2 separate regions of the Homo sapiens genome follow, and region 1 is linked to region 2. Evidence: chromatin loops called from intact Hi-C (ENCODE). Cell type or tissue: PC-3. All regions are shown on one strand. Each heading gives the region's core, and the rest is flanking DNA. Links, peaks and the distances in the headings are about the cores only.

What was found. A loop is a pair of places that touch in the nucleus more often than their neighbours do. Peaks named below come from ENCODE experiments on the same cell type or tissue, not always from the same donor. Only the 100,000 strongest peaks of a DNase experiment are listed, where the experiment ranks them.
Region 1: a loop joins it to region 2, with 4 times the contacts of the local background. A loop is called at or near these places in 2 of 110 quality-filtered maps.

Annotation. Positions count from the first base shown.
Region 1 is chr3:23,152,244-23,168,774 of GRCh38, forward strand. No RefSeq gene overlaps it. Among named protein-coding and RNA genes, the nearest start is that of UBE2E2-DT, 42 kb to the right of the region's middle. RefSeq lists enhancers at 9,576-9,835, 9,946-10,095. In PC-3, for the core only: no CTCF peak of the experiment used is centred there; DNase peaks (open chromatin) are centred at 7,878, 10,138 and 10,818; H3K4me3 peaks cover 769 bases; H3K27ac peaks cover 2,392 bases.
Region 2 is chr3:22,913,039-22,929,569 of GRCh38, forward strand. No RefSeq gene overlaps it. Among named protein-coding and RNA genes, the nearest start is that of UBE2E2-DT, 280 kb to the right of the region's middle. RefSeq lists an enhancer at 12,923-13,423. In PC-3, for the core only: CTCF peaks have their summits at 9,472 (motif pointing right) and 9,684; no DNase peak of the experiment used is centred there; H3K4me3 peaks cover 821 bases; H3K27ac peaks cover 833 bases.

The sequences.
Region 1 (16,531 bases), core at 4,865-12,864, 240 kb after region 2:
GAGATTTCAATGTAAAAAATATATAAATACTAGAGAAACATTTAAGCAAATTCCTCTTTAACTCAGGCATAGGGAAAGGCTTTTAAAATTAAAAACCTAGATGCAATATAAGGGGAATCTGATAAATTTGACTATATAAAAACAGAGAATGTTTGCATGGTGAAAACAAAAACCACACACCACCAAAAGACAAGCGGCAAACTGACAGAAAACACTTGCAACATATGTCATAGACAAGGAGCTAAATAACCTAATATACAAAAAAATGCTTTAAAATTGAGGCAGAAGGCTGGGCGCAGTGGCTTATGCCTATAACCCCAGCACTTTGGGAGGCCGAGGCAGGCAGATCACGAGGTCAGGAGATCAAGATCATCCTAGCTAACGTGGTGAAACCCCGTCTCTACTAAAAATACAAAAAATTAGCGAGGAGTGGTAGCATGTGCCTGTAATCCCAGCTACTTGGGAGGCACAAGAATGGCTTGAACCCGCAAGGTGGAGGTTGCAGTGAGCCGAGATCATGCCACTGCACTCCAGCCTGGGCAACAGGGTGAGACTCTGTCTCAAAAAAAAAAAAAAAAAAAAAAAAAAAAAAAAAATTGAGGCAGGAAAGACCAAAAATCTTAAAAACAGAGAAAAATATAAACAGAAAAAATCTGGAATATAAAAATGGCCCTTATGCAATAGTATACTACTACTGTTCCAGTCTATTCAGGCTGCTATAACAGACTATATAGACTGAGTGCCTTATAAACAACAGAAACTTATTTCTCACAATTCTGGAGCCAGGGGAAGTCCAAGATCAAAGCACTAGCAGATTTGATGTCTGGTGATGGCCTTCTTTTGGTTCATAACTGTCTTCTTTCTGTGTCCTCACATGGTAGAAGGGATGAGGGAGCTCTTTCCAGCCTCTTTTATAAAAGTACTAATCCCAGTCATGAGAGCTCTACTCATTCATAACCAAATGACCTAATCACCTCTCAAAGGCCCCACCTCCTAACACTATCACATTGAGGGTTAGGATTTCAACAGATGAATGTTAGGAGTGGGAGGTAGGACACAAACATTCAGTCTCAGTCTATAGCAATTACTCACAATAAAATATGTGCAAATTAAAACTATAGTGAGATATCATTTCTCATCAATTAGATAAGCAAACATTAGAAAGCTTACTATTGGTGAAGCTGTGAAGAAACAGTCGTGTTCAAACATTGCTGGTGGGAATGCAAAATGAAGAATTCCCACAGGGAGGCAAATTTGGCAATGTTTAACAAAAATACATATTAAATCCCACTTCCAGGAATTTATCCTGAAGACACATCTCCAATACTATAAAAATACAGATGCTCAAGTTTACTCATTGCAGCATTATTTCTAATTGCAAAATATTGGAAACTACATAAATGCCCAAGCATAGAATATTGGTTGAATAAACTGTGACATATTGTCACAATGGAGTACCATGAAGCTATTAAAAGAATGAGGACAACCTCTATGAACTGATGATATAAATTTATTCCCAGGAGATATTTTGAAGCAAAAATAATGTTTACAAGTAAAATGCAATACAGAATGCTCTACAAAAAAAATAAGGGAAAATAAGATAACATATATATGTTATATATATGATATATATAAAAGCAAAAATAAACAAATAGAATTATAGCAAACTAAAAAGCTTCTGCACAACAAAGGCAACCCCATATATGTTATATATGACATATATCATACATATGTTATATACGACATATATCATACATATGTTATATACGACATATATCATACATATGTTATATACGACATATATCATACATATGTTATATATGACATATATCATACATATGTTATATATATGCTATATATGTTATATATATGATTATATATGATATATATATATATATATATATATATATGCCTCACAACCTAATCTTCCTTTATGAGGCCCCACTTCCCAAAACTGCTGCATTGAAGATTACATATCCAACACATGAACTTTGGAGAACATATTCAAACAATACATCAGCTATATTTTCTTTCAATGAGGTGAGGTTGTTTTGACCTGATTGATTCCAATGATTGGCTTGCACAGAACAACTTCAGGCCTTGTTGTTCAGTTTTTATATTGTTTCATTTTAAAGGAAATAAATTTGTTATAGATTTGAGATATTGCTACTTTAAAAGCTTCCTGGCCAGGTGCAGGGGTTCACACCTATAATCCCAGCACTTTGTCAGGCCACGGCAGACAGATCACTTGAGCCCAGGAGTTTGAGACCAGCCTGGGCAACATGATGAAATCCTGTCTCTACAAAGAATACAAAAATTAGCCAGGTGTGGTGGTGCACACCTGTAGTCCCAGCTACTCAGGAGGCTGAAGTGGAGGATTGTTTGAGCCCAGGAGGTGGAGACTGCAGTGAGCTATGACCATATTACTGCACTCCACCCTGGGCAACAGAGTGAGACTCTGTCTCAAAAAAAAAAAAAAAAAAAAAAAGGTAGCATTTCTATATATAAACAACAGACTATCTGAAAAGGAAATCAAGATGGCAATTTCATTTATAAGTTACCTAGGAATACATTTAACCAAGGAGGTAAAAACCTCTACAAGGGAAACTACAAAATACTGATGAAAGAAACTGAAGAGGCTAAAAGTCAAATGGAAAGACATCATATGCTCATGAATTGGAAGAATAAATATTGTTAAAATGGCAATACTACACAAAGCAATTGAATGTAATTCCTATCAAAATACCAATGACATCTTCACAGAAACAGAAAAAAATGCTAAAATTTATGTCAACCCACAAAAGACCCAGAATAGCCAAAGTAATCCAAAAAAATAAAGCCGGCAGTGTCACACTACCAGACTTCAAAGTATACTACAAAGCTGTAGTAACCAAAACAGCATGGTACTGGCATAAAACAAGACACATAGACTAATGGGACAGAATAGAGAACGCAGAAATTAATCCAAGTATCTACAGCCAACTGATTTTTTTACAAAGGTGAAATGGTGCTTGGAAAATTGGATATCTGTATGCAGAAGAATGAAACTAGACCTGCCCTTCCTCTATATAAAAACCGACTCAAAATGGATCAACCACCTAAGGATAAGACCCAAAATGATAAAACTACTAGAAGAAAACATAGAAGAAATGTTTTAAGACCTTGGTCTGGGAAAAGATTTTATGAATAAGACCTCAAAAGCATAGGCAACAAAAGCAAAAATAAACAAATAGGATTATAGCAAACTAAAAAGCTTCTGCACAGCAAAGACAACCCAGAGAACTGGAGAAAATATTTGCAAACTACTCATCCTATAGGGGATTAATATCCAAAATATATAAGGAACTCAAACATCAACAGCAAAAACAAACAATCCAACTAAAAAAAATGGGCAAATGATCTGAACAGACACTTCTCAGAAGACATACAGATAGTCAACAAATACATGAAAAAATTATCAATATCGTTAATTGTCAGGGAAATCAAAACCACAGTGAGGTATCATCTCACCCCAGTTAGGATGGCTATTTATCAAAAAGACAAAAAATAACTAATGCTGGCAAGGATGCAGAGAAAAGGGAACTCTTACACACTGTCAGTAGGAATGTAAACTACCACAGCCACTATGGAAAACAGTATGGAGGCTCCTCAAAAAACTACAAATAGAGCTACTATATGATTCAGCAATCCGACTACTGGGAATTTATCCAAAGGAAAGGAAACAATTATACCAAAGAAACATCTGTACCCCCATGTTTATTGCAGCACTATTCACAAGATACAGGATCAACCTAGGTGTCCAACAATAGACGAATGGATAAAGAAAATGTAGTATATATACACAGTGGCTATTCCACCATAACAAAGAAGGAAATCCAGTCATTCTCAGCAACTTAGATGGAACAGGAAGATATTATGTTATATGAAATAAACCAGGGACAGAAAGTTAAACCCTGCATGTTCTCATTCACACGTGGACCCTAAAATAAGGTGATCTCATAGAAGTAAAAGAGTAGAACAGAAGATACCAAAGGTTGGAAAGGATGGGGGAAGGAGTGAATAGGGAGAGATTTGTTAAAGGTTATAAAATTACAGCTAGATAGGAGAAATAAGTTCTAGTACTCTATACCACTGTAGGATGACTACAGTTAATAATATTCAGTTTCACACAGCTAGGAGGAACATATTGAATGTTCCCAAAACAAATAAACGATAAACATTGGAGATAATGGACATGCTAATTACCCTGGTCTGATCACTGTATATATATGGAGACATCATTATGTACCCTTTGAATAAGTATAATTATTGTCAATTAAAAATAAAATAATATAAAATCATCCTGTTAATATACCACAGCAAGAAAGTATAATTTACTTATTCATGAATTATCTGCTACTTATACTTCAAACAAATAAGCTAACTGTTTGCTCATTTACCTAATAGGCTGAGTCTAAAGAGCCATTAGTGGCTACTAGTAAATGAAATGAAATAGTTTTTTTTAATGTAATTGCACTCTGCATTTTATATGTAGTGGTTTTATGTAAAAACACCTCTGATTAAGGATTGACTTCAAAGTTAACATTTAATTTCTTGTAATTGCCTGTATAAACAAAAGGAAAATTCATAATTTAAACATTTTCTGCTGTAGACATCAGGTCATGTCCTTGCAGTTGCAATTTATTTGGCTCGATTAGCATGTAATGATTTTGACATTGGCAGGGTGATAAAAGGGAGAATTGAGAGTATGGAGGGAAGAAAATAAATGCAAGGAGGGAGAAAAAAGAGGAAATAAACAACAAAGGAAGGAGAAATAGAACATCATGGGAAAGAAAATAGAATACATGGTAAGAAAGGAGAAATGAGAATGAAGGAGAAAAGGAGAAACAGAAGATTAAAAGTTCTCTCTCGCCTGGAGGGGTGTTGAAAAGACCCTGAGCTGGAACCCTTATTCACACTTTGGTAAAAGGGAGTACCAAGTTCTTAATCGGATATGGAATTTCTTATATTTCACATTGCTCCTCTTTGTTTAACGTCAAGTTATGTAAGATAATTTATGTAAGATAAAACTTGGCTTGCATGAAAGTATTTTTTTTAATACTTGTACAAGATTTAAGCACTTGTTTTAGAGACGGATGTTAACTATAATCGATGGCTCGGTTGAGCAGAGTCTGTGCAACATGCCTGGAATTTGTAAAAATTGCCAACTATTAATAAAGCAGTTTCTTCCAGTTGTAACTGTGTGCCATTCTTTGAAGCATTCCCTGAGGAATATGTTTAAACAAGCTTGGATAGAACTTGTCATGGTATCATATAACTGCTATTGAACTGTTCTGAGCTTTGAACCAGCCATGTATCCTTTGTGTGCAAATGAAAAACAATCTGTCATAAAAGTGCATGAAAGTTGACAAGACTTTCTTTAATAGCTATATTCTAGGAATACATATTTATGAGTGTTTTTAAACACTAGCTTGCTAAATACTTACCACATTCTCAGATTGTTTAAAATATGAACCATTGACCTTAACAATTACTACAACTTACTTTGCAGATAAACTTAAACTTGTGGTTTTCTGACCATCAAGCAGCCTATAATGTTCTACATTAAAGAATGAACCTGTGTCTATATTTGCTTTCAGTATTTTATGATTCAGTGTAGACATAATTCAAAATAACTGTCTCAACTTTGTCTTAATGCTTATAATTTCCTTTCAGCATTTTATAATTAGATCCAGAAATTATTCAAAATAACTGTCTCAACTTGTGTTAATGTTTATATAATTGTCCAAACCATATCAATTATTTTCTAATATTGTATCATTATACAATGAAATCAGAAGGGTTATTTAATAAAGGCAACAATGGGGCAAGAAGAAAGTAAAGAGCTCATTTTCCTTCTCATCTAAAAGTTATTTTTCTCTTTCAAATCTTACAATTATCGATATAATTTTTTATTTAGAAATTTTGTCGTGGTTTTAAAGTACTGACTGACCTGAGGGTTGAATGGCAATGTTGCCGCAGTGATGTATGAATATTGTTAGGACACATGAAGTTTTAAATAGGAATAAGTGATGACTATATTTGGGTTTGCAGAAGCCCCTAGAATAAATGGTGTCCTCACTTTAAATTTATGATGGAGTTGATTTCAGTATTGCCAGCATTAAACACACTCAGACTTCTAGTAAAACTCACAATACTCTAACCTTAATAAGAGGCACTGCAATGCCAAGAGTGTTTTTTATATAACAGTCAATCAAAAATGTTGCCACTATCCTTGCACTTATATGTATAGCATTCATAATTATACCCCCAGTATTCCTTCTTTGACCCCAAATCATCTGAGGCACAATGATATAAAGGTAACTTCTCCACTAATTAATTCAAGGTTCATTGAGATTTATGAGCTTCTAATTTCTCTACTTAAGACATCAAGATGCCATTTCCTGCCCTCTCTGCTTGTGACATTTATCTCAAATGAAGGCTAAATAAAAGATTAGCTTAAGAATTAAGACCAGAGTCAAATGCATTAGAAAACAGAAGCATAGATAAGGAACTATAGAATTTTAGAGCTGATAAAGATTTTAAAGATAGGGTACCCAACATTACAAAGTAAACTGAAGCCCAAGAATGTATAAAGACCTTCCAAATCTTGCATAGCTGGTTAAAGACATGAAGCTGATGTGAGAATAAGTAGAAAGGAGTCTAAGTATGTTTGATAAGTACATAAGAAAGGGTAAGAAAATAAAGTCTTGGCAATATAGGTATCTATACACTATTCCCACGAGGGCAGAACGGTTTATAGTAGCGGTCCCCGATCTTTTTGGCGCAGCAGTCTCACGGAAGACAATTTTTCCATGGATGGGGGGCTGGGGTGTGGGGGATAGTTTCAAGATGCAACTGTCCCACCTCAGATCATCAGGCATTAGTTCAATTCTCATAAGGAGCACATAACCTAGATCCCTCAAATGCACAGTTCACAATGCGGTTTGTGCTCCTATGAGAATCTAATGCCACTGCTGATCTGACAGGAGGCAAACTTCAGGTGGTAACGCTTGCGTGCCTGCCGCTCACCTCCTGCTGTGTGGCCCACTTCCTAACAGACCACGGACCAGTACCGGTGCATGTTCCGGGGGTTGGGGACCCCTGATTTATCAAACACTGCTCAGAACATACCATCTAGGCTGGACGCCTTGGCTCAAGCCTGTAATCCCAGCACTTTGGGAAGCTGAGATGGGTAGATCACTTGAGATCAGGAGTTTGAGACCAGCCTGGCCAACATGGAGAAACCCCATCTCTACTAAAAATAAAAAAATTAGCTGGGCATGGTGGCAGGCACCTGTAATCAAAGCTCCTCAGGAGGCTGAGGCAAGAGAATCGCTTGAACCCAGGAGGTGGAGTTTGCAGTGAGCTGAGATTGACCCATTGCATTCCAGCGTGGGTAACAGAGAGAGACTCTGTCAAAAAGAAAAGAAAAGAGAAAATACATTCTAATATAGCTATAAGGTGTGAAGCTCTTATCTGCTGAGGTTGTTCTTCTACCACAAGCAAGAGCCAGCAGGGTTCTCACCATCCCTTTTAATATAAGGATCTGTCCCCTAGATTTACCCCATAAGCAGTGTCTATGTTGGACTACTACAGTCCTAATTTTTTTTTATCAACAGAAAATACCAGCTTTTAATCAAATGCACAGAGAAAATGTTTTAGATAATGAGGATATTCCCCGGTTTGTTTTAAATCTAAGGAAGAGGAACAGGAGGGAAGTAATGACGTGTCAGGGACAGCATAACCTCTATGACTAAGGATAAAGAGGGAAAACCTTCTTGCCCTCAAAGTGAAATCCCCTTCTATTTTAGGAAACACTCCTTTACTTTAAAGAATCTCTCAAATGAGTCACTAGGGTTAGATCATATTCTTCTGGGACATTTACTTTCCAAAGGATAAAATTTTCATGCATCAGTTAGAAAGGAAAAAATATAATCTGGCAAATAGGAGGCAGAACAATCCCTTTCCAAATGCTCTGTCTGTTCTGTCCTCTTAAGTCAACAGAGCACAGCTAAATATGGCAGACAATAAAGATCTCAGTTTTGTGAAGATAAAAAGATTCAAACCTGGTCAGGCGCAGTGGCTCATGCCAGTAATCCCCACACTTTGGGAGGCCAAGGCTAGAGGATCACCTGAGGTCAGGGGTTTGAGACCAGCCTGGCCAACATGGTGAAACCCTGTCTCTACTAAAAACACAATAATTAGCCAGGTGTGGTGGCAGGCACCTGTAATCCCAGCTACTCAGGGGGCAGAGGTTGCAGTGAGCCAAGATCACGCCACTGCACTCCAGCCTGGGCAAAGAGCGAGACTCCATCTAAAAAAATAAATAAATAAATAAATAAATAAATAAAAATAAATAAAAGATTCAAACCCAAGTCTTTAGTCCCAGGGTTTCATGTAGCAGCTTTTCTGTAGCTACTGCCCCCACAAAGCCCCTACTTTGCCTGAGCATGATGTGTTTCAGGGTGGAGAAGTGGACTATTACGGTGCTTTGAAGTATTTTTCAGCTTTCTGGCTGAAATCATAAATGTGTACTTTAAGTCAAGCTAGATAGAGACATATGAATAGATGCTGTTTTATTGCTCACCCATTTAAAATGCAAATGATAGTACCAAAAATTACCAAAGTCTACACTCCAGATGTTCCTGTTATTCACAATGGCTTTTTATTTTTTTGGCTACACTTATCCTCTCCTACATATCTCTGAATTTATTCTACCACATAACCTTCCTTATGAAAACACCTACTTATTTCTTAAATAATTTTGTTGTATATATTTAAAGAGTTGGAATCAAAAAATAAATTCATTTTCTCAAGTAATGAAAAAGCCAGATCTTCATTTCCATATCCCAAAAGTCAATTATGTAGAAATAAACAACATAAAGTGACAGACAACCTATTTATGAAGCTACATTGATTGCTCTGTGAAAACAAAAGTAGCTCAGTTTTCCTCAAGAGCATGTGAGGAGAGGTCTACAGTAGGACCTTAAAGAGAGGCACTAAAGTTCTTTGATAGGTACCCAACTCCCCATGTGAGATTGCTTAATTCAGTCTTGAACATAAAGGAAAACACACACACACACACATACACACACATGCACACACATGTGCATGCACACACACAGGAAAACTCAGTCTCTTTCTGAATGAAGGCAAAGCCCTATTGCTGGACATAAATGATAGGATGTGGTTTCAAGCATAGCAAAATATACACTCATTCTTCATTCATTCATTCATTCAATTACTCAGCAACTGTCTATTAGCAATTTCTACGTGCCAGCATCACGCTCAAATGAGAAAGACATGGTCCCTACCTTCAGAAGCTTCAAATCCAGTGGAGGGAGGAATACACTATTAACACTCTATTGACTGGGATTCTTAGCATTACAAATGACAGAAGTTACATAAGAACTTATGTGTGGGGAAGTTATTGGAGGTAACTGAATGTTCTAGTTGTAGATGTCAGGTATGACTGAGTCAAACAAAATCAACAGGCAATCTGTCTCATTCCATATTGGGGCTTTCCTTTTCTTTGATTAATTTCACTCTCAAGGCAGTTCTCACCTTATGGTGGTAAGAAGGTCACCAATAGTTCTAGGCATACATATCACCAGCTTAGGAACTAGTGTGGAAATAGAGTCCTTGCCCATTTTTTCCAACAAAAGTCCCAGAACTGACGCTAATTTAACCTAACTGGGGTCACATGCTCACCCCCGACTCACTCTCCATGACTACAGTGATAGAACATCTTACTTGGCCAGGCCAGTAGACTGAAAGTATGGGAGGGATGTTTTCACTAAGAAAAGAGGATGTCATTCAAGAAGGGGAATGGGTGCATGTAAAAAACAGATGTCCACCGCAACAACATCACAAGGCTGAGCATGAAACAAGGGTAACAGAGAGTGCTAAAGCAATATAGAAATAGAACATTTAATTGCAATGAAAGGAGGGGACTTAGGAGGCAGGCAGGTAGTTGTCAAATTCATAGAAAAGTGGCATTTTCGAAGCGGCAACTCTGGAAAAAGATCTGGGAATTCCCCACATATTTAAACATAGCTTTATCTTATGACTCAGCAATTCCACTCCTAGGTGTATACCCAAGAGAAATGAAAGCAAATGCGCATACAAACACCTGTACACAAAGGTTAAGCAGTGTTATTCACAATAGCCAAGAGGTATAAATAGTCCAAACCACCCGTCGACTGACAAATTTAGATAAGCAAATGTGGTACGGACACATAGCGAAATATTATCTGACCATAAAAAGGAGTGGAGTGCTGATAAACACTACAACATGGATAGACCTTGAAAACATTACGGTAAATGAAAGAAGCCAGACCCAAAAGACCACTTACTATATGATTCTGATATGAAATGTCCAGAATGGGGAAATAGAGACAGAAAGATTTGTGGTTGCTTAGAGCTGAAGGGAAAGGGGGACCTACAGGGTATGGGTTTTCTTTTGAGGGGATGAAACTGTTCCAAAGTTTACTGTGGTGATGATTGCACATATTTGTGAATATACTAAAAGTCACTGAATTATACACTGTAAATGGGTGAACTGTACAGTATGTAAACTGTATTTCAATAATGCCATTTTGACAAAATAATATTTAAAAGACAGGTTGGATTTCAACAAGTGTAATCTCAGGCTAGTACATATGAGGCTGGGGAGTTAATGTGACAATAGACATAGTGAGTTGCCTCACTTGTTTTACAAGTACGGCAGAGTCATGTGAGTCTCTAGAGGATGCTGTGGTGTGCAGCCCAGATTTCCCTTTCAGAACTAAACAATCTAGTTCCACAGCTACTGGGAGCACACCTGACAACAGCCCTCCACAGGAATTGCCCTCAGCAGCACAGGGCTACTCACCCAAGACCATGTCCCTCCCCAGCAAGAGCCTCCATCCAGTGACTGGTTGCTGTGAGTGTGTATAGAGGAACTGGACAGCCTTTTTTTTTTTTTTTTAAAGACAGAGTCTCGCTCTGTTGCCCAGGCTGTAGTGCAGTGGTGAGATCACAGCCTCCAGCTCCTAAGTTCAAGCTATCATCCTGCCTCAGCTTCCCATATAGCTGGACTACAGGTGAGTGCCACCACACCCAGCCAACTTTTTTGTACTTTTTTGTAGAGATGAGGTCTCATCCAGTCCGGCCTCAAACTTCTGGCCTCCAGGGATCCTCCCACCTCAGTCTCCCAAAACTCCCACAGGTGTGAGCCATCCTGCCCAGGTTCAGAATAGCTGTGAAAGGCCACTTATGCTTCAAAGCTCACCATGGGTTGTCTGAGGACTTTGCTGCGATCACACTGCAGCTTCACATCTCATCGTACCCACTCCTGGTTCCCTCTCCCGCTTCTTCCCAGAGTCTGCTTTCCATAGAATCCAATCTGCAACGTGGTGCATAGAAGATGGCGCATAAAAGGAACATAACTTTTAAACAGACTAGAAAATTAGATTTGGATTAAACTCTAGAGGACCTTGAATGCCATGTTAATGAATGTGATCTTCAATAGAATATAGGAAAGTAATCATTATAATTATATTTGGGTTAAGCAACCCAAGCAACCAGGTTAAAGAATTACCTAGAATGAGGCAAGATAAAGGACAGAAATACAAGTTAAAAAATCAATCCAAGAGTACAGGCAAAAGGACAAGTTAGTGGAGACCACAGACAGGACTATGGCAATGAGAATGAAGAGGAGGAAAGAAATTGGGAGACATCATAAGAGAATGAACTGGGTTTGATGAATGATGAGGTGAGAGATATTTTAATAGTAAGAAAGAAGATGAAAAAGACTACAAGTTTTCTAGTCTCAGAGTTGGCTAACAATAAGAAGAGTAGCACAGTGATAAGATGTATCAGTCAGGGGCCAGTAAAAAAACAAAAGCCACACCAGTTATTTTAATTGCCAAAAAAGAATATAATATAACCATATTTAGAGAACCACAAGGCAAAAAGGAACAATAAGGTACCATGGGCTGGGTACAATGGCTCACACCTGTAATCCCAGCACTTTGGGAAGCTGAGGTGGGAGGATCATTTGAGGACAGGAGTTTGAGACCAGCCTGGGCAACACAGTGAGACCCTTTTCTAGAAAAAAAATTAAAAATCTAGTAGGACATGATGGCATGCACCTGTAATCCTGGTTACTTGGAAGCCGAGGCAGAAGAATCACTTGAGCCCAGGAGGTCAAGGCCACAGTGAGCCATGATCATGACACTGTAAGACAAAGCAAGACCCTGTCTCTAATTAATAAATAAATAAACATGGTATCATGAAGTAAGCAATAGCAGGAGGCAGCTGCCATCCCTAGGACTGGGGGAACAAAAGGAAGAAACTATAATTATTAAAATATAGAAGTTTAGAGGGACCGAGTGTGGTAGCTCATGCCTATAATCCCAGCACTTCGGGAGGCCAAGGCAGGAGAATTACTTGAGGCCAGGAGTTTGTGAACAGCCTGGACAACATAGTGAGAACTGCTGTCTCCAAAATTTTCAAAAATTAGCTGAGCTTGGTGGCATATGCCTGTAGTCTAAGTTACCTGGGAGGCTGAGGCAGGAGGATCACTTGAGCCCAGGAGGTGGAAGCTTCAGTGAGCCATGATCCCATGACTACACTCCAGCCTGGGTGACTAAATGAGAACCTGCCTCTCAAAAAAAAAAAAAAAAAAAAAAAGGAAGGAGAAGTAGTAGAGTAGTAGTAGTTTGGTGGAGGAACCCCATAGATCTGGGGACTAGACCTTGAGAAGTAGGTGTTTTCAACTGCTGTTGCTGTTCCTGAGTCTGGTGGTGTCCCATGGGGCTGGAATCCAAGCCTTTGAGGAGGGCACATCGGCCAGTGATGCTGGTATTTGAAGGATGGGGATGGGAAGTACAATAAAGATAGCTTTGCAAGTGTTGGGAAAATTGCAAAATAGGAATTTACCTTTGCAACTAGAACAAAGTGCCTCTGCTGGAGTGAAAGGCACTGCAAGGGTGATGCAGGCAACAAAGAGGAAAAAGCAAGTCCCTTCTCTCTGCTCCAGCTTTATGGTCTCCTTCTGATGTCCCCATTGGCACAATCTCTGTTCCCTTGGGTTAGCTATTTAATGTCCTTAATCCTCAATTTCCTCATCTAGTAAGTGGAAATTCACATTAGTCCTACCTTATATATCATTTCATTGATACATGTAATGTGGCACATAAAGTGAGCTTTTAGTGAACACATTTCTCTAATTATTATTAAAATGGGAAACCTAGGAGGAGAGAAGGAAGTCAGTTATTTTACAGTTCGTTTTTACTCTTTGAAGGGGATGGGGGGCAGGGAAGAGTGAGTTTTCGGGGTCATGTTGAGTTTGAGTATCTTCTAGAATAGCTTTGTTTTATGTGGAAAGAGTTAAAGTGTAATTCTAGACTCAACCAAGAGGTTGATATAACTTTTTCTGAAAATAGCTATGCAGAAACATGAGCAGGGAAATAGGTATGCTCAGGGGTCAGGCGGAAGTTTATGAATCAGAAGACACTAAAGCTGTAGTCCTCAAATTCTAGTATGTATCAGAAGCACCTGGAGAGCTTGTTCAAATACAGATTTCAGGGTCCCACCCCTAGAATTTCTGATTCAGTAGGATGGTGTGGCTTGAAAAGCTGCATTTCCAACAAGCTCCCAGGTGATGCTGATTGCTACTAGTTCAAGCACCACCCTTTGAGCAGCACTGGTCCAGAAAGCTAAGGCCAGAGCTACAGTCATTGGTTAGTCTCCAGACTACATTTAAAAAGGAAGGGGAAGAAAATAATTGTTAAGAATCTACAATGCACCAAAAGTTTTGCATTCTTTAATTTAATGAGCTCAACAACCCTAGGAAGTAGGTGTTGTCATCCAATTTTTCAGATAAGTAAATTGCAACTCAGCAAGGTAAGAAAGTTGCCCAGAGCCACATGATTAGCAGGGTAGTAACACTGGGACTCAGATCCAGATCTGTCCAACTCAAAAGCCTATATTTTCTCCACTGTGTCATGCTGTCAACTTCTCTCGGTAAAGTCAGGAGGGTAATAGGAGGCTTACTGGCTAAGAAAGACCTACAGTTTACAATCAGATTTTAACTACCATCTAGATGGCAACAACTCCCAAATTTATCTTTCCAGGCCAGACCTATCTCCTGAAACCTAGTGCTCAGCTGCCAGCTCAGCATTTCCAACTTCCTCGTCAGCTTGTCCTAAGTTGAACTGCTAATATTCCTCTCAGAGGTGCTTTACCCTCAGTCTTCCCCCTTCTCGGGTGATGGCAGCTCTATCCTTACAAATGCTTCTTCTCCCACACTCCATATCTAATCTGTTAGCAAGTCCTCATGGCTGGGTCTTTAAAAGAGACCCAGATTTCCAGCCACTTACCAACACCTGCACAGCCTCTACCCTGATCCAAGCCATCAGCGTCTCCGGCATTGATTCCTGCAATAACCATACTGTTTGCTTCCACCTTCGCTCCTCTGGAGTTTATTTTCACTCTGCAGCCAGAGTGGTCCTTGGAAAATCTGAGTCAGATCATGTCCCTTTCTCCCTGAAACCCTCCAAAGATTCCTCATTTTACTCAGAAAAAAGTCAAAGTCCTGCATGACACTGACCCCTATTACCTCTCCCCTACCACTCACCTCCTCCTCTGACCTCCTGCTAGTCCTGCTTTTCCTCTCTTCACCCCAGGCACACTGACCTCTTTGCTGTTCCATAAACACTGCCAGGTACAGTGTTGCATTAGGGACTCTGTACTGGCTGTTCCCTTTGCCTGAGACACTCTTCCCCCAGATTTCTAATGGTGAGTCCCTTCCTCCTTCCAGCCTTTGCTCATATTTCTCTTTCTCAATGCAGACTATTTAAAATTGCAACCACTTTTACTCCCAGGAATCCTGACCGCCTCCTCTTCTCTATTTTTTTTTTCATTTTTTCATAGCCTTTCTAAGACACTACATAATGTACTTGTTTGTTGTGTTGATTATATATTGCCTGACTCCCACAGCCCCCACTAGAATGTAAGCTCTATGAAATCAGGGATCTTTGAATTTTGTTCACTGATGTATCTGAAGTGCCTAAAACTGTGCTTGCCACATAGTAGGTACCCAATAAATACTTGTGAAATGAATGAGGACAGAACTGAGTTCAAGAGAAACAAGAAAGTAGAAGGGATGCAAAGCGCGAGTAATGATATCAGAGAGAACTATTTCAGAACCGGAGCTTTTGGAGAAGGCTTGCCCCACAGTGATGTGGCAGCCAAGGCAGGACTGTGAGTGTGGCCTCCGGGAGGGCAGACGGAAAGGGCAATGGGCTGGGAGGAAGGACAAACAGAGAAAACCCAAGATCCAAAGTAGAAGAGCATTCCTTACCTCTTTCCTCAGAAAAGAAATAGAGATGAAAGGAAAACTGAAAAATTATTTTCCCTTTTGAAAGTGTTCAAAGTTTCACAGTAACCTTAGAAAGATATGTCATCTCTCAAATCAATGTGATTTTCTTTACTTTACACGTCTGTCTATAAAGAAGGGTAAACAGAACCAGCTTCTTTCCTAAGAACCCCTGCCATTTTCCATAGTTTGGGCTCCTGTATCATTTCTGCATGAACCAGAAGGGCATAAATAAGAAATACTTCCTAGATGGCCACAGAAGCAGCAGCTCCATCCACCCCAGGCAGAGTCCCAGGGCCTAGGCTGTCAGTACTCTCTGTGGGGGCAGTAACAGGAAACCCAACTAAGATTGCCTTAAACAAGCAGGGTAAGAGGGTGGGGAGGAGAAAAATTATTGGCTTTTGGAATGTAAAGGTCCAGAGTTTTGTCAGTTTCAGGGCTGGCTTGATCTAGGCACAGACACTGTGTCATCAGGAATCTGATTTTCTCCATCAGCAGGCTTTCCTTTCCTCTGACTTGGCATTATTTCCAGAAAGGCTTGCTCCAGATATGGCCTCTAGCATCTCTAGGCTTACATTTTCTCACAGTAGTCATCCCATCAGAAAAAAAAGAAAAAAAATCTTTGACAAGCATTCCAAGACAACTTCCATGTCTATCTCTCCTTGGCCTGACTGGTGTTCTCTCCCCTAAACAAATCACCATGCCCAGGGAATATACTCCTCTTATTGTCTAGTCCTGAGCCTAACACTTGCCCACTCCTGGAGCCAAAAGATGATCAGACCCCAAATGGACCGAATGTGGAAAAGGATGAATTCCCAAAAAGAAAAATCGGGACTCTTTTATCTGAAAAGAAGAAATGGCTGCCTAACTGGCTGCAAAGTATACTGGTGTTTTTTCAAAGTTTTATAGGAATCTTACTGCTTATATAACCATGATCTTAGGAATATGCAAGAAGCAAGGGCCAGAATTATTTATCTTAATTTAGAAAGTCCATACTTTTGCAAGAGTAAGATATTTTCAGTGACTCCCATCATTGAGGACAAGTTTGGTTTTTTTAAAATAATCCTAGACACTGCCGAGTCCTGTGTCACTTTCCCCCTTGGCAGATGTCTAATATTTCCCAGA
Region 2 (16,531 bases), core at 5,628-13,627:
AAGAATGTAGATATATAAAACTACTACTGAGAGGGGAAGACGTAATACAAATAACTCAATCTACCACAGTCACAAAGGTAAACAGGAAAGAGAAACTGTATTAGGAGATAGAAGACCTGGATTCTAAGTCTTGTTCACTCACTAACTACTTGAACAACTGGATAACGAATCTCTTTGGTCCCAGGTGATTAAGAAGTAAGTAGACTAAATGATTTAAGAAGACTTATGTGGTCCCAATTATGCTCAGAGAGCTTTATCTCTCATCTCAAATCAACTCCTAGTCCCATCATGCATATGGCTTTTAAAGTTATGAGTCTCCTACTCAGTATTAATAGATTAATCCCTGGCTTCTATAACTGAGCAATGACTCACTCCCATTACTATCTCCCTTGTACTGTATTTTCCATAGGCACCTACACTTGCCCCTTCGTGTATACTTCTTCCTGTCCTTAACATTTAACCTTAATCATTAACTGTTGAAAGAATGTCCTAGAGGGTCTCATAATTCTTATACTATTTAGCATAATTAATTTTATCTAAAATATTCCTTAATCAAGCCCACATCTAAACCTTTAGTGATCCCTTTCCACCATTTCTTGCAGGTCTAAATTTGTTAGCCTACCATTCAAATATCTCTCTTCTGTTTTCCTTTTGTTATCACTCCATTCACTCCACTTGAAGAAAACAAAATCCTCCAAGTATGCTGATCTTCCCACTGGTTTAAAAAAAAAAAAAAAAACAACTATCCGAAACTTGAAAATGAAGTAAAAGGGTGAGTACCATGTCCTTTAAAACTCATTTGGAGTCATTACTTCAAAGGTCCACTCAAGGATTATTTAGGAGTATATACCTTGTTCAAATTATGTTTATCATTAAAGACCTAGATGTAGTGGAGTCACATGTTAACATGTAGATTTTTGTCCAGTTGAAAACATAACCCCCATGGTTACCACTTATTATCTCATAGAACATTACCTGGTTTTGTATTTAACCCAGGAATCACATCCTACCTTTGCTTTATTAAATTAGTAAACATCTCTAGTTCCTCAAATGGCCTTGGAACCAGCCATGTCACTATACTAATTTCCTCATTAGTTAATGAGATGAGTAAAGTCTTTCCCATATTTATTTTAAATCTGTAAAACTGCTATGTTTTTAACTTTTTGAAAACTATACTATTTTAACACTAATCTCTTTTTTAAAAGTTTTGCTCATTTTTCTTAACATTGCTCAAACTGCTGTACCCTCTCAAGAATATCTTCCACTTCTCCATGCTAATCAAGATCCTACCTTTCCTTCAAGTTCTTATTCCAATCATATTTCCTTGAAAAGATCTTTAAACTGACCAGGTATTTTTAGCCTGCATTATTACTTCTGCTTCTTTGTAATTTTATTTACTTTTAAATGTTTATTTTGGATTTTTTGACTAGATGAGAGTCCAGGCAACAAGCATGCTATTGAATTTTAATCATAACAAAAGCATTTTTAAACACTGATATTTATGGATACACAAAAAAATGACTATGGTATGGCAATTCTTAGAACTTTTAGAAAACATAATAATGTATATCTTTATATTTCATAGAATATTACAGAGTACAAAAAGAGTGGGAGGATTGAACAAGGAGCCATTCAACATCAAAAATACATTAATTAGCAAGTTTACTACTTTCCTAGACCTGCTTAGTCAAAATCTGGAAAACACTTTAAATAAAGTCTTTGCACAGCGAAAAAGGATCAGCACAGATAGAGAGTGCCAGACACAGCTGCAGAGTCAGCCTTTTGTAAGAAGTTCATTTTTAGAGAATCACTTGTAAATTTATGTAGCACCACATCACTTTCATCTCAAAAGGAAAAACACGCTGCTGCCGTTCCCAGGGATGGAAGGGTGGGTGCTTTCCTGCACTCACTCCCCTATAGGTCAAGGTTTTTCTATGCATGTATTTGTTTAAGATCTTCTACCTCAACAGCAAATGTCAGGACAGCTCCACATTAGCACAAAACAATGGGAAAACTCAATTCTGATCAATTATATTTTCCTTAAAAATTATTTTCATTTATGGACAGCCTGGGCAACATAGTGAGACCCTGACTCTAGCAAATATTTTCATTATTAGCTAGTTGTTTCAGCTGGAATCATAATTTAAAGACACCACCCAAAATAAAATTATACATAAAAATTAATTCTACATAAAAATTCTACATAAAAAATAATCTAGAACAAAAGAAAACTATCCTCACTCCAAGCCCTTTAACCAGGTTTTTTATTCTGGAGAGTTCCTGGAAGTCTAGGCTTAGGGGTAGATGAAGAGCAGTGTTAAAATCAGGCTTCGGGAACCAGGAAGTTTTGTGTGCCTTACCCTTAGAACATGACAATAGTTTCCTGTCTCATCTCCAAGGCTTTGTTCTCTTACTTCCAGCTCCATCTTCCTATAGCGTCATCTGATAATGTCACCCAGAAACCTTCAGTAGCTACTCACTAGTTCCCAAAGAGAATCTAAATTTCCCATCCTGCCTTTCAAGACTTTCACAATTAATCCCAAAGCACCTCTCCCACTTACATTTCTCCCAACAGACCTGTATAAGACAAACACTTCAGCTAAATCAATATCCTCCAACATACCTTTTATTTCTTCATGTCTATACCTTATTCTTACTCTCCCCTTTGCTTGGCACACTATTTACCAACCATCTCTGCTTACTATTCTAGGTTCTACTCAAATTTCACATCATCCTCAAGATCTTCCCTATAATCGTCATTACTCTTTGCTTCTTTTCTTCAATTCCTGTAGCTTTTATCCTGTGTATTATTCTGTTGCATTAATCATATAATAGGCATATGTATTATCCCTCTTATAAGATGAGAAGGACAGCAATCACATCTTACATACTGATCACTTGCCCTCCGATCATGTAATAGGCACTCAATAATTACGTGCTGAATGAATGAACTGCAAAGAAACTGTAATCTCCATGTTGTGTGCTGGTTTTATGAATTCAATTTTTACAAGCTGGGGTTGATCTTTCACCAAATTTGTACTTTTACCCCATAATATAACAAAAAAATATTTTTTAGTGAATCAAGTTCATCAAAATTTGACAAGTCTATAGAATGCTAGTTAATTCATACCAGCCTCTTGGTTTGACCTAAACATGACCCTCTGAAAATGGGGTACCTAATCTGGATGATACCATGTTCCTCTTCCAGGAAAACTGTGTAACAATTTCAATGAAAAGTTTAATGGCCTAAAGAACCTTCAGAAAAATCTGAGAAGTCAGAGCCTCTGACACAGGTTGGACTTAGGATTTTTGTGCAGGATGTTTATTGAGAGTGCTCTCAGAAACAATATCTTCAAGAGCAGAGAAGGAAGCAGGACTGGGCAGTGGAAGAAGCTAGGCAGCAACACAGTCATAATGAGCCTCTGATCGCAGTAGGAGCTCTGGGGCGAGGCTGACCCTGTTCATCCCAAGAGAGAACCATATCTTTACACCCATGAGTCGATCAATTATGAATGTGGGCTTCCTGAGAAGGAAGCATCCTTGGTCAAGGTGGTCTCTTCCATGGAGGCAGTTCTCAAAGAGAGCTGAGGAGACCTCTCAGCACTCAATCTTCCCAGCAGCTGGGAGAATAAATTCTCCAGTGCTCAAGTAGAGAGTTTGGCCAGCACAGTCCAGCAACCACAACTAAATCTAAATACTCATACAGCTAATGTTGTTTTCATCAAGTCCTAGAGTGTTTCATTTCATTTTGTTTTGTTTTGTTTTACATACCTTAATTCTATAAGGCAAAAGACAGTTGTACACTCCCCTATTTCTCATGCAACATTCCTGTACAAGTCTGAAACATATATTGCAGTGCTTTTCCCAACCACAGCAGTTTTTATTCCCAAAACAAATTGAATGTGTGTTTGTATCTCTTCCTTTACTCTCATGGTCATATTGCAAGAAGAATGATAAATGGAAAGACTTACATTTAGAAAGCAATGAGGGAAAAGGGGGAAATGTTTTCTGAGTCACTTCAGGAAACTTCCTTTTGTTACAGTTAGGCATGCATCTAAGGCAATATTTTAAAATACAAAGCATTTTGAAGAGTCAGCAAATATCTAGCCAACTTGGACAAACGGGATGATGCAGAGTCCTGCATGGATTTATTTGCCCTTTTGCACTAATTCCTTAGTTTTGGTGTCTTTACAATAGAGTCTATAAAGCACTTTTACATACATTGTTTGTCGTTTTCTCAAGAATTCTGTAAAGTAGCCAAAGATTAAAATTATCTCTATTTTAAAAGTTACAGACTATGACCCAGAGAGCTGAATTGATCTTTTTCAACCGCACATAGATAACAAGGAGAAGAGTGACTCCTTAGCCTAGCTGTTCAAAGCATATTGACTTGACTAGCATCACACCAGCAGGGACCAACTACCATACTGCCATCCACTGTAAGACCGTCACAAATCATTGGTTAGAAATGACACGTGAAGCTTGCAAATAATTTACTTTTACATGTAAGGAGGAGTAGTCTGCATAAAAATATATCTCTTGCTCGTCTTGTTCTGAAATGTTTTCTCCAGTAGAACAAAATTGCTATAGAAGGAACAGTAAGACTTTGATAAGCCTATGGGAGTGTGTCTGGCATATGAAGCTCGTTTATCAAGTGAGTCTTGGTGGCATGTTGTACTGCATCACCCTGCCTCTAAGATCTATGACCATGTCTCCTCCTTTACATTTGCCACCGTACACAGCTCCTGAGTTTTGACCTCACCTCTAAAACTCTTCTTCAAGACAGAGTTAACCATACATTATTTATCCTAAAACTACTCGTTAGCTGCTTGCAGCTGCTTACTCACCACAGTTAGTAAAGCTCAACATCTCCTCTTCTCCACCCTATCATGCCTATTTTTATTCTTTCGCAACCCTAATTCTGTGACATGACATTTCATTAGTAAAATGTTTATGATGTCTAAAAGTACCAAACTCAGAATAGCAATGAGAATATTTATCTATTAGCAATTACAGAATCCAACCCACATATCAAAGTCCCGTGTTTCAACTACATGAGGGAGAAACAGGAATCAGAAAAGGAAGGCAACAGTAATCACCAACCAAGGGCATTGCAACATTTCTAAAAATACATTGGCCATGTTTTGAACACAACTGTGCTTTTAAGAAACAATAGCATCCGAAAGAAAAATGGATGTCTAACCAACAAACTCCAATTAGTCATAACAAACTAACGACCTTGTCATAGTATATATCAGAATAAGAAATGATCAGAAATCTTTCTGAAGAAAATCTTTCATCCTTTCTTCAACAGGAGATTCATACTTCTTGCTTACATAAGACTAAAAATAAATCATACAGGCCATCTGATATTGTTACTAAAGCAATAATAAAATTTATTTTTTAACAAGCTGATTTCAAAATACAGTCAAATGAACAGGTGCTCCTTTTAAGAAAAGTCACTTAGAAAGCTATACAGAAGGTGAGTTTAGCTTAGTGAAACTGATTTCAAATGCTACACATAAAAATTAGTCTCCCCCTATGAAAAGGTGCTCAGCATCATCAGAGAAATGCACATCAAAACTACAAGATATCATCTTATTCCAGTTACAATGGCTTTTATCCAAAAGACAGGCAATAATAGATGCTGGTGAGGATGTGGAGAAAAGGGAACTCGTGTACACTGTTGTTGGAAATGTAAATTAGTACAGCTACTATGGAGAACAATTTGGAGGTTCTTTTAAAAATTAAAAATAGAACTAAAATATGATCCAGCCATCCTACTGCTAGATGCATACTCAAAAGAAAAAAAATCAGTATATTGAAGAGATATCTATACTCTTAGGTTTACTGCAGCACTATTCACAATAGCCAAGATTTGGAATCAACCCAAATGTCCAGCAACAGACAAATGGATAAAGAAAATGTGTTACATATACACAATGGAGTACTATTTAGCCATAAAAAGAATGAGATCCTGTCATTTTCAATAATATGGATGGAACTAGACAATATTGTGTTAAGTTAAATAAGCCAGACACAGAAACAAATTGCATGTTCTCACTCATTTGTGGGAGCTAAAGATTTAAACAATTAAACTCATTGAGATAGAGAGTAGAATGATGGTTACCAGAGGCTGGGAAGGGCTGGGGGTGAGGAAGCGGGGATGGTTAATGGGCACAAAAATATAGTTAGAATGAATGAGATCTACTATTTGATAGCACATCGGGGTGACTATAGTCAGCATTAATTTGTTGGACATTTTAGAATAACAGAAAGTACATTTGGAATGTTCTTAACGTAAAGAAATGGTGAATGCTTGAGGTGATGGACACCCTATTTACCCTAATGTGATTATTACATATTGTATGCCTGTATCAAAATATCTCATATAGGCCAGGTGCACTGGCTCATGACTGTAATCCCAGCACTTTGGTAAGCTGAGGTGGGTGGATCACCTAAAGGTCAAGAGTTCGAGACCAGCCTGGCCAACATGGTGAAATCCCCTCTCTACTAAAAATACAAAAATTACCTAGGCATGGTGGTGGCTGCCTATAATCCCGGCTACTAGGGAGGCTGAGGCATGAGAATCACTTGAACCCAGGAGGCAGAGGTTCAGTGAGCCAAGATCACGCCACTGCACTCCAGCCCGGGCAACAAAAGCAAAACTCCATCTCAAAAAATAAACAAAAATCTCATGTACTTCATAAATATAAATACCTACTATGTATCCAAAAAAATTAAAAACAATTTTTTAAAAATTAGTCTCCCCTTTGTAGTCTTATCTATGGCAATTATGCCTGTGATATAGTTTTGGCCCAGAACATTTTGTAACTCCTTTTTGTTAACTATCTTCAGAGCAAGTAACAATAATTGCCAATCACTGAGCCCTTACCATGTGCCATGCATTAGAAAAACCATTTTACACATGTAAATATAGCCTTTCACAACAGCTGGATGAAGTAGATATTATTTGTCCCGTGTTCCAGATGAAAAGAACTGGTGTTTACAGAGGTTACACGATTTAAAATGCCCAAAGGCCCCAAGTCCCAAAGCCAGCAAGTGAGGAGCTAGTATTTGCACATAAGTCTTTCTCCTTCCAAATCACTTGACTGCACAGTCACATATGTCACATCATGAAGTCAATCCAATTCATGACTTCACTCATTGCTAACAGTTTCACAAGCCTCTGTGGAGGGCTCAGGATTTTCCACACATCACTCCAAGAATACCAAAATGTGAAAGACAATGTCACCAGAAGACAGAATACAGGCCCTCCATGCGATTACAAGTGGATGAAGTTGGTTCTGATTAACACCTGACTTTCTCCAAAGGATAAATTCACCTGCAAAGGATAAAGCTTTGCCACCACTGGAGATAATTTAAAAACTGAGTGGGGATTGAGGGTGGGGTGGGTATGGAAGCCAATACTCAAAAGACAGTGCTTCAAAGATCAGTCACAAAGTATGCTGGAGAAGAACACCAGTATCACAATTACTGCAAGGTCTCCCAAGGTGAAGACTGTATGGGAGATGTTACTCACTTGAAATTCTGTCATATTTGTAGAAGTCCTGTTGCTTTGTGGTCACTACTTTTAGTTTGTGACAGTGATTTGAAAGCACTTTTAAGTTCATGAATTTATCCTTTATTAACTAAATGTATGAATTAGACTGCTCACAAAACCAGATTTCCTTGTGATTTTATTTGCTCTGAGTATTAACTGCAAGCTGGGCCTACTTGGCAAAGTTATATTTTCCCTTTGCAGATGTTTAATTGTAGAATATTATCTTAAATGCATATTAAATACTGATCTGTGTATACATACCCCAAAAGGGAGTATTAATTTGGTAGAAATTATAAAATCACATAAGTTATTGTTAGCCTTTTCTTTCAAGTAGAATATAAGACAAATAAACAGATTTTAACATAACTTACAGACTTAGCAAATACTTTAAATTTGCATCCATTTGCAACACTTACTTTTAGTAATGGAGCCCAGGTGGGTATAGAACACACACCAAAGAATAACCAAAAAATGATTTCAGTGTGAACTGACTTCAGGTTTATGGTTGCATCCTCTCACACCCTTAAGAAAAAGTAATCCTTTTTCAGTGAATGAAAACTTTTGATTTTTACAAAATCAATAACACTGTTGCAGAAGATCACAAAATTCTCTCTCTTCTGAAATTAGAAAAATTCTGGGAGCTTACTATTTCTGTATGAATACAGATTTCTGATGGCTAGGGAAAAATCAGGAGGTAAGACAAATGGATTTGCAACACTGACAATCAAACAAAAAATAAGGCACTTTAAAATAATTCCAATAGTAGGTGATACGCACATTTCATTGTGCAATGTTTATGGGTTTGTCTGAGATTTTAAGATTTATCAGTTCTAATAGCCCAGGATCAAGGGAATGGTTTCTCCTCTTTCACTTTCAAAGATTCCCTGTAAAGTCCACTTTTTCATGAACTGTCAGTCAGCATAGTCTCTATTGCTGAGAAATCAGTTGTATTTACTTATTCCCTAATGTCACTCAAAATAATGACTCAAAAGGGTAACTCAAAATGAAAGTAAATACAAACTATATGGATAACAGAAAGCTATTAAAACTTGGAGAAGTAAATTTTTTAAGTTTTATTCTTCCCAATGCAGTACTATAATATAACTCCTTGCAAATTACCAAACTGCAGGCAATCATTTGAGAATGACTAAGTGCGTCTCTTTAAAGTGAAGGGAAAGAATTACAATAAGAGCAATAAAAAAGTCAGATATACAGATCTTTAAAATAATAGTTATTTACATTTTGTAGTTTGCCCAGGGTTTCCACTTATAATGTCTTCCTAGGGTAGATATTCTACCCTATTTTACAGGTGAAACTGAAATAAAAGAGAATATAATTTGTCCAAGTTTACATGATTTCAAAATGCATTAAGAACTGAAAATTAAACAGGTTAAACAGAGTTGAAGTGAATGAAAAGGAATTATTCAAACTAGACATATTTAAATTCCTAGGCCCAGATAAATTACATCTTGGGCAACTAAATTATCATTCAAAGTCTTTAGACAATTATTAATTGCCATTTTGAGCATCTGTGAATTAGGACGGTACCTGGAGACTAGAAATATTTAAGAAATGTTTTAAAGCAACACTCGAGAAAGAATTTCCCCATTAATTATAGAAACTTATTTTATGTTCTTAGAAAACTTATTTTATGTTCTTATTTTGTGCTGGATTACGAAAAATTAATGTCAATGAGGCAAGATTCTCAAAAATCCAGAGTACTTAGAAAATAAACTTCTTCATAAGTAACAAGTTAGCTCAGATAAATCTAACTTATTTCTAAATTATCAAAAATAAGAACAAGAAAGTGAAAATGGTAAGAATACATTTACTTTGATAGTTTTTCTTATTGTTATTTCACCCTAAATGAAGAAACACACAGGTAGAAATTATAATTCGAATTAGTCCACTAGGTGGTGTTCTAAAGATTGGAGGACATCTTGGTGAGCAGAAGATCCTAAATGACAGCCTCGATGTATCATTACATAGCTTTGATTTTTAAATTGCTATAATCGTCAAAAATAAACACTATCTGATTATGAATCATGTGATTCATAAACTTGCAATGGGACCAGGAAAAAATGTTCTTAGAAAGACTGGCTCTGGATACAATAAAAATAAATCTTTATATTCTCTGCCCTTGGCAAATAGAGAGGATTGGATGAGAAAGCCCTGCCTAAAAGTTTATACATAATCAAAGAACCCAGTAATTTCATAGCATTGCTTGCGCTTTGAGTCATGACAGACCTGACATTCATGGATAGGTACTTTAACAGCTATATCACACTGGTTGAATCATTAAAATACTTTCCTACCAGCTTATAAATAACTGCATGCTGACCACCCAACCCCTGCCCATACCCCCCTACAGCCTAATCATCCTCAGATCCTCCTCTAGTACCTCTCTCATCTTCAACTAGCAATATTGACTCAGTATGAAATCTCTGGCATTGCTTCTATCTGGTTGTTAAATATTTTTAATAGTGCCCCTACATAGGCACCCAGAGTTGATAGGTTTATTCAGGGCATTTTAATAGCAGTTCCTTTAAATATGCAAAGGTTGGAAAAAGCCAAAGAAGAGTGAGCGAAGGTCTCAGAACTAAAGGGGCCCTAGTAACAATTTTTGGCATAAGGAATGAGAGCTAGAAAAAAAGGTACCCGATGAAAACCTCCCGATTGGCGCAGTGATGGAGGAAGTTGAAAGATAATTATGCTACTAGTCAATTTTAATTTTCTTGCTGAATCATGAGATAATCCTCCACAGTTGCTCTCCAGAGAGTTTAAGGACTGGTGTATTGTGATGTATTACAGGTGTTTGGGGGAATAGAAATCAGTAAAGCAAAGTTTCATGGCTGGAAAAAATATGAAATCAGTGATAAGGGTAGAAGCAATAATGTAAACTATAGTACAAAACTACATCGTAAGATGGAAGATCAGTGAACTTGAAAACATAGCAATAGAAACTATCCAAAGTGAAACACAGAGAAAAAAAGACAATTCAAGACAATAAACAACTGTGAGGCAACTTCAGACGGCCTAATAAACATGAAATCAGTATCCTGAACGAAAAAGAGAGAGGGGGGAAGACAGAAAAAAAAAAAATCTGAAGACTTAATAGCCAAAAGTTTCCCAAATTTGATGAAAACTATAAACCCACGGCTTCAAGAAACATAGCAAACACCAAGCATAAGAAATATGAAGAAAGCTACACAAAGGTAAATCATAGTCTGAGAGTTCAGAAACAGTAATAAAAAGAAAATTTTAAAGTCACTCGTAGACAAAAAAGGGCATGATCCTTTTAGCAGGACAAAAAGTATGAGAGGAGATTACTCATCAGAAAGAAATGGAGCAGCATTATCAAATTACCAAAAGTAAAAAACAAACAAACACAACTAAAATTCAATTCCTAATAAGAATATCTCTCACAAATCACATTAAAAAGCAAAAAGAATTTATCTCCAGTAGGTACATTACCAAAAAATAAAAATAAAAATTATCCTACAGGCAGAATGAAGATGATATCAGATAGTGATATGGATCTACACAAATAAAGAAAGAGCGCCAGAAATAGTAACTGTGTGAGCAAATATTTTTTAAAACTTACTCATTATTTAAATATATTTAAAAGATTATGGACTGTTTAAACAAAAATAATGTAGTATGGGACTGTAATATATATAAAAGTAAAATGCATGACAATGATAGCACAAATGCCAGGAGAAGAAAATCAGAAAGACATTGCTGAAAGAATCTTATAAGATGCATGAAATTATACAGCACCACTTAAAGGTAGATTATGGTGAGCTATAGATGTATACTATAAACTCTAAAAAAATTGCTAAAATAAACAAAGTTACAGCTACGAAGCCATCAAAGAAAATTAAATGGGACCATAAAAATATATTCAATCAATTCAAAAGAAGGCAGAAAACGTAAAAAGAAGGAACAAAAAAACAAATGGAAAACAATTAGTATGATGATAGATTTAAACTCAACCATATCAACTGTAACTGGTCTAAATACCCATATCATAAGACAAAGATTATTATATTGAATAAAAAAGCATGACTTAACTACATGCTGCCTACAAGAAACACACTTCAAATATGAAGATACAAATAGGCTAAAAGTAAAAAGATAGTATAAGATATACCATGCTGGAAGTTATTTACAGAAAGCTGGAATGGCTATATTTATATGAAATCAGGTAAATTTTAGAGCAAAGAATACAAGCAGCAATGAAAAAGTTTATTTTATAATGATAAAGGATCAATTCATTAAAAGGGCATAATAATCCTGTTTATATAACTAACAACAACTTATGAATCTATAATGCAAGAACTTCATACAGCTGTATGAAGAATATACAGATCCACAATTATACCCAGATATTCCTTTCTCACTAATTGATAGAACAAGCAGACAAAAATCCAATAAAAATATAGAAGGCTTTATCAATACTATCAACCAACTTGTCCTAATTGATATTTTTAGAGCACTCCACCTACAAAATGCAGAATACATTCTTCTCACATGCACACAGAACATTTATTATAATAGGCCACATTCTAAACCATAAAACAAGTCTCAATAAACTTTAAAAAATTCAAGTTATAAAAATATATTATCATCACAAATGAGTTAAATTATAAATCATTAACAGAAAAATATATAGAAAATCCTCAAATACTTAGAACCAAATTATACACTTCTAAATTACCTATGGATCAAAGAAGAAATCAAAATGAAAATTAGAATTGTGAACTGAATTAAAATGAAAACATATCAAAATTAGTCAGATGCTACTGAAGTAGTACTTAGAAGAGAAATCTATAGTACCTATTGCCTATATTAGGAAAGAAAAATGGTCTCAAACCACCAATCTAAGCTTCTACCTTAAGAAACTAGCAAAAGAGGAGCAAATTAAATTCACAGTAAGTGGAAGGAAGGAAATAATAATGATCAGAGTGGAAATCAATTAAATAGAAAAGGGAAAAACAATAAAACAAATAGTTATTTGAGAAGATCAATTAGGTTGACAACTTCTAAACACGAAAAAAGAGAGAAAAAAAATTTCTAATATCAATAATGAGAGACGTTATATCACCAAAGATTCTGCAGATAATAAAAAGATAGTAAGGTAACATTTCAAACAACCTTATGCAAATAAATTCAGCAACATAGAGTAAATGGACAAATTCCATGAAAGACAAACTACCAAACTACACTCAAGAAGATATAGCCTGAAAGCATTATGTCTATTAACAAAATTGAGTTTATAGGTTAAAGAATTCCTGCAAAGAAAACTCCAGGTACACTTGACTTTACTGGAGAATTCTGTTAAAATTTTTAAAAAGAAATAATACCAATTCTACAAACACTTTTTTCAGAAAACTGAAAAGGCAAGGATGTTTTCTGACTTGTTCTATGGGGCCAGCATTATCTTAATGCCAAATAAAGGCATTATTTAAAAACAAAAAAAACTAATGCCCAAAATCCCTTATTAACATGAAAGTGAAAATTCTAATCAAAATTTAGAAAATTAAATTGAAGAAGATATAAAATTGATGTCACGACAAAGTATGATCTTATCCCAATAATGTAAAGTTGGTTTAACATTAGAAAATCAATCAATATAAATTACCATATTACCAAACGAAAAAAGAAAAACCAGGCTGGGCACGGTGGCTCATGCCTGTAATCCCAGCACTTCGGGAGGCCAAGGCGGGCAGATCACAAGTTCAGGAGATCGAGACCATCCTGGCTAACACGGTGAAACCCCGTCTCTGCTAAAAAATACAAAAAATTAGCCCGGCGTGGTGGCGGGCGCCTGTAGTCCCAGCTACTCGGGAGGCTGAGGCAGGAGAATGGCGTGAACCCGGGAGGCAGAGCTTGCAGTGAGCCGAGATCGTGCCACTGCACTCCAGCCTGGGCAACAGAGCAAGACTCCGTCTCAAAAAAAAAAAAAAAGAAAAAAAAGAAAAACCATATATTTATCTCAAGAAACACTAAAACTATTTTATGACATCTAGCATCCATTCATGATAAGAACTTTCATCAAACTAGGAATAGAAAGGAACTTCATCAACCTGACAAACACTCACAACTAATATTTTATTTGTATTTTAACGTCACGAGAAAAAACTGAATTATTTTCCCTTAAGATAAAGAACAAGACAAGGCTCTTCACCCTCACGGCTTCTGTTCAGCATTGTACCAGAGGTGGTAGCCAGTACAATAAGGCAAACAATGAAATAGAATGCATCCAAGTAGAAAAGAAAAAAGTAAAACTGACTTTATCCAAAGATGACATGATTATCTCTGCAGAAAATCTGGTGGAATCTACTAAAAAAAATTACTAGAACTAGTAAGTGGATTTTACAAAATGTCAATAAACAAAACTGAATTGTGCATGGTGGCTCACACCTATAATCCCAGGATTCTGGGAGGCCGAGACAGGAGGACTGCTTGAGCTCAGAAGTTCAAGACCAGCCTGGGAAACATAGTGAGACCTTGTCTCTCCAAAAAATAAAAAAATTAGCCAGGCCTGGTGGCATGGAACTGTAGTCTCAGCTACGTGGGTGGGACGGTGAGGAGGGGGGATTGCTTGAGCCCAGAAGGTCAAGGCTGCAGTAAGTCCTGATCACACCACTGCACTCTAGCCCAGGCAACAAAGTGAGACCCTGTCTCAAAAAATAATAATAATAATAAATTGTTTTTCTATATACTAGCAGTGAAAACTCGAATATTGAAATTAAAAATTAGTGTTATTTATATAGCATCAAAATATATTAAATAATCAGGGATGGATCTTACAAAAAATATAAAACACTAAAAACTTTAAACAATACTGAGAGAAATTAAGGAAGACCTAAACAACGGAAATATGGGAAATATATATTGAATTCGTGTGTTGAAAGACTCAGTGTCATTTCTCTCAAATTGATTAATAGGTTCAATATGTTCCCAATAAAATCCCAGCAATGTAGAAATTGACAAACACATTCTAAAATTCATATGAAAACACTAAGGACTCAGGGGAGGCAAAACAACTTGGAAAAAGAACAAAGTTGGAGAATTAACACTACCTCATTTCAAAACTTATTATAAAGCTACGATAATCAAAATAGTGGGATTAATATAAAGGTAGACAAATTCATCTGTGAAACAGAATGAAATATACAGAAACAGACTCATCCATATAGGAGCAGTTGATTTTTCACAAAGATACAAAGAAAAGTCAGTGAAGAAAGGACAGTCTTTTTGACAAATGATGCTCGGAAAATCGATGTCCATTCACACACACACACTGAAAAGAATTCATACCCCAGCTACATACAAATGTACAAAAAATAATTCAAAATGGATCTGTAAAAATCTTCTAGAAGAAAATAAAAGTTTTCTAGATACCACAAAGATTTTCTAGATTTTCTAGGCAAAGATTTTCTAGATACCACATCAAAAGCACAATCTATATAAGAACAAACTGGACTTCCTCAAAATTAAAAATTTTGCTCTTCAAAAAATACTGTAAAGAGAATAAACAGAAGCCACAACTTAGGAAAAAAATTGCAAACTGTGCTTCTTATAAGGGGCTTGTATTTAGAATTTATGAAGAATTTATAAAGAATCATATATTGCTGGTGTGGCAGGCCAATTCTCCCTGGCTATCACACAGACAGGCCTGCATGACAGTCACACAGACAGGCCTGCATAGCAACCCAGTTACACAGACAAATTTCCACTGCGCTGCCTTCACATTGAGCAAATAGTTAAACCTAGGGAAATCGGTGCCCAGACATCAAAGCTAGAAATGAAACACATGGTCAGTAGGAGGCTTGCATGGGCTTCTCCTTCGCTGGAGCAAGCCAAAATAATAAACAGTTTTACATTCCCAGTGCCAGGACCTGTCTTGGGTCAACAAAATCTGAGACAAGTCAAGGTAACAGAGGCAGCTGTTTGAATAGATTCAATGGAGAGTCTAAGGCAGCTCTCCAGACCAAGCTGTAAAGGAGATAAGATAGAAATAATCACTGCAGTACCACAATAGGCAGGCCTTGAATGTACTGGGGCCCTTTTAATCGGACTTAGCAAGCATTTTTTGCCTCTGACCTAGTTGGAACAAAATTAGTTACCAATAGACTTAGGCGAATGCTATGCTATAGGTACATAACCCCAATCTATATAAGGACTAAGAAAATTGTAACACTTTGAGTTGGTCTAGTGGAATTACCTCTGGCCTTCTCACTGTATCCAGTTACAGTAATAAATTCCCTTCTTCCTAGTTTGTCTGCTTCTCATTATTGGGACTTGAGAAAATGCAGCCGGACCCGGCTTCGTTCCAGGAACACTAGCAGGAATGTAAAATGGTATAACCACTCTGAAAAACAATTTGACAGGTTCTTAAACAGTTACACAAACACTACCATATGATCCAGCCATTCCATTCCTAGGTATTTTACCAAGAGAAAAGAAAGCATATGTCTACACAAACACTGTACATTGATGTTCATAACAAATTAATTTATGATAATCGAAAGCTGGAAACAACCTAGCTGTCCATCAACAGGTGAATGAATAAACAAACTAGTATATCTGCACAATGGAATTCTCCTCATTAATGAAAATGAACCCACTACATTCAATAGTAGTTGATTCCTACTGCAACATGAATGAATCTCAATATAAGTATGCTGACTGAAGAAGAACAATTAACAAAGAGTACATACTGTATGATTGCTTCCTATAAAATGCTAGAAAATGAGAACATAGAATATAGAGACAGAAAGCAGATCGGTCATTGCCTTGGGTTAGGGGTGAGGGAGGGAGAGGTGACAGGACAAGATTGCAAAGGGGCGTGATGGCTATCCTCAATATCTTGATTGTGGTGATGGTTTCATGGGTGCACGTTTACATCAAAACTTAGGAAATTGTACTCTTTAAATATGCACTGCTCATCTTCTGTCA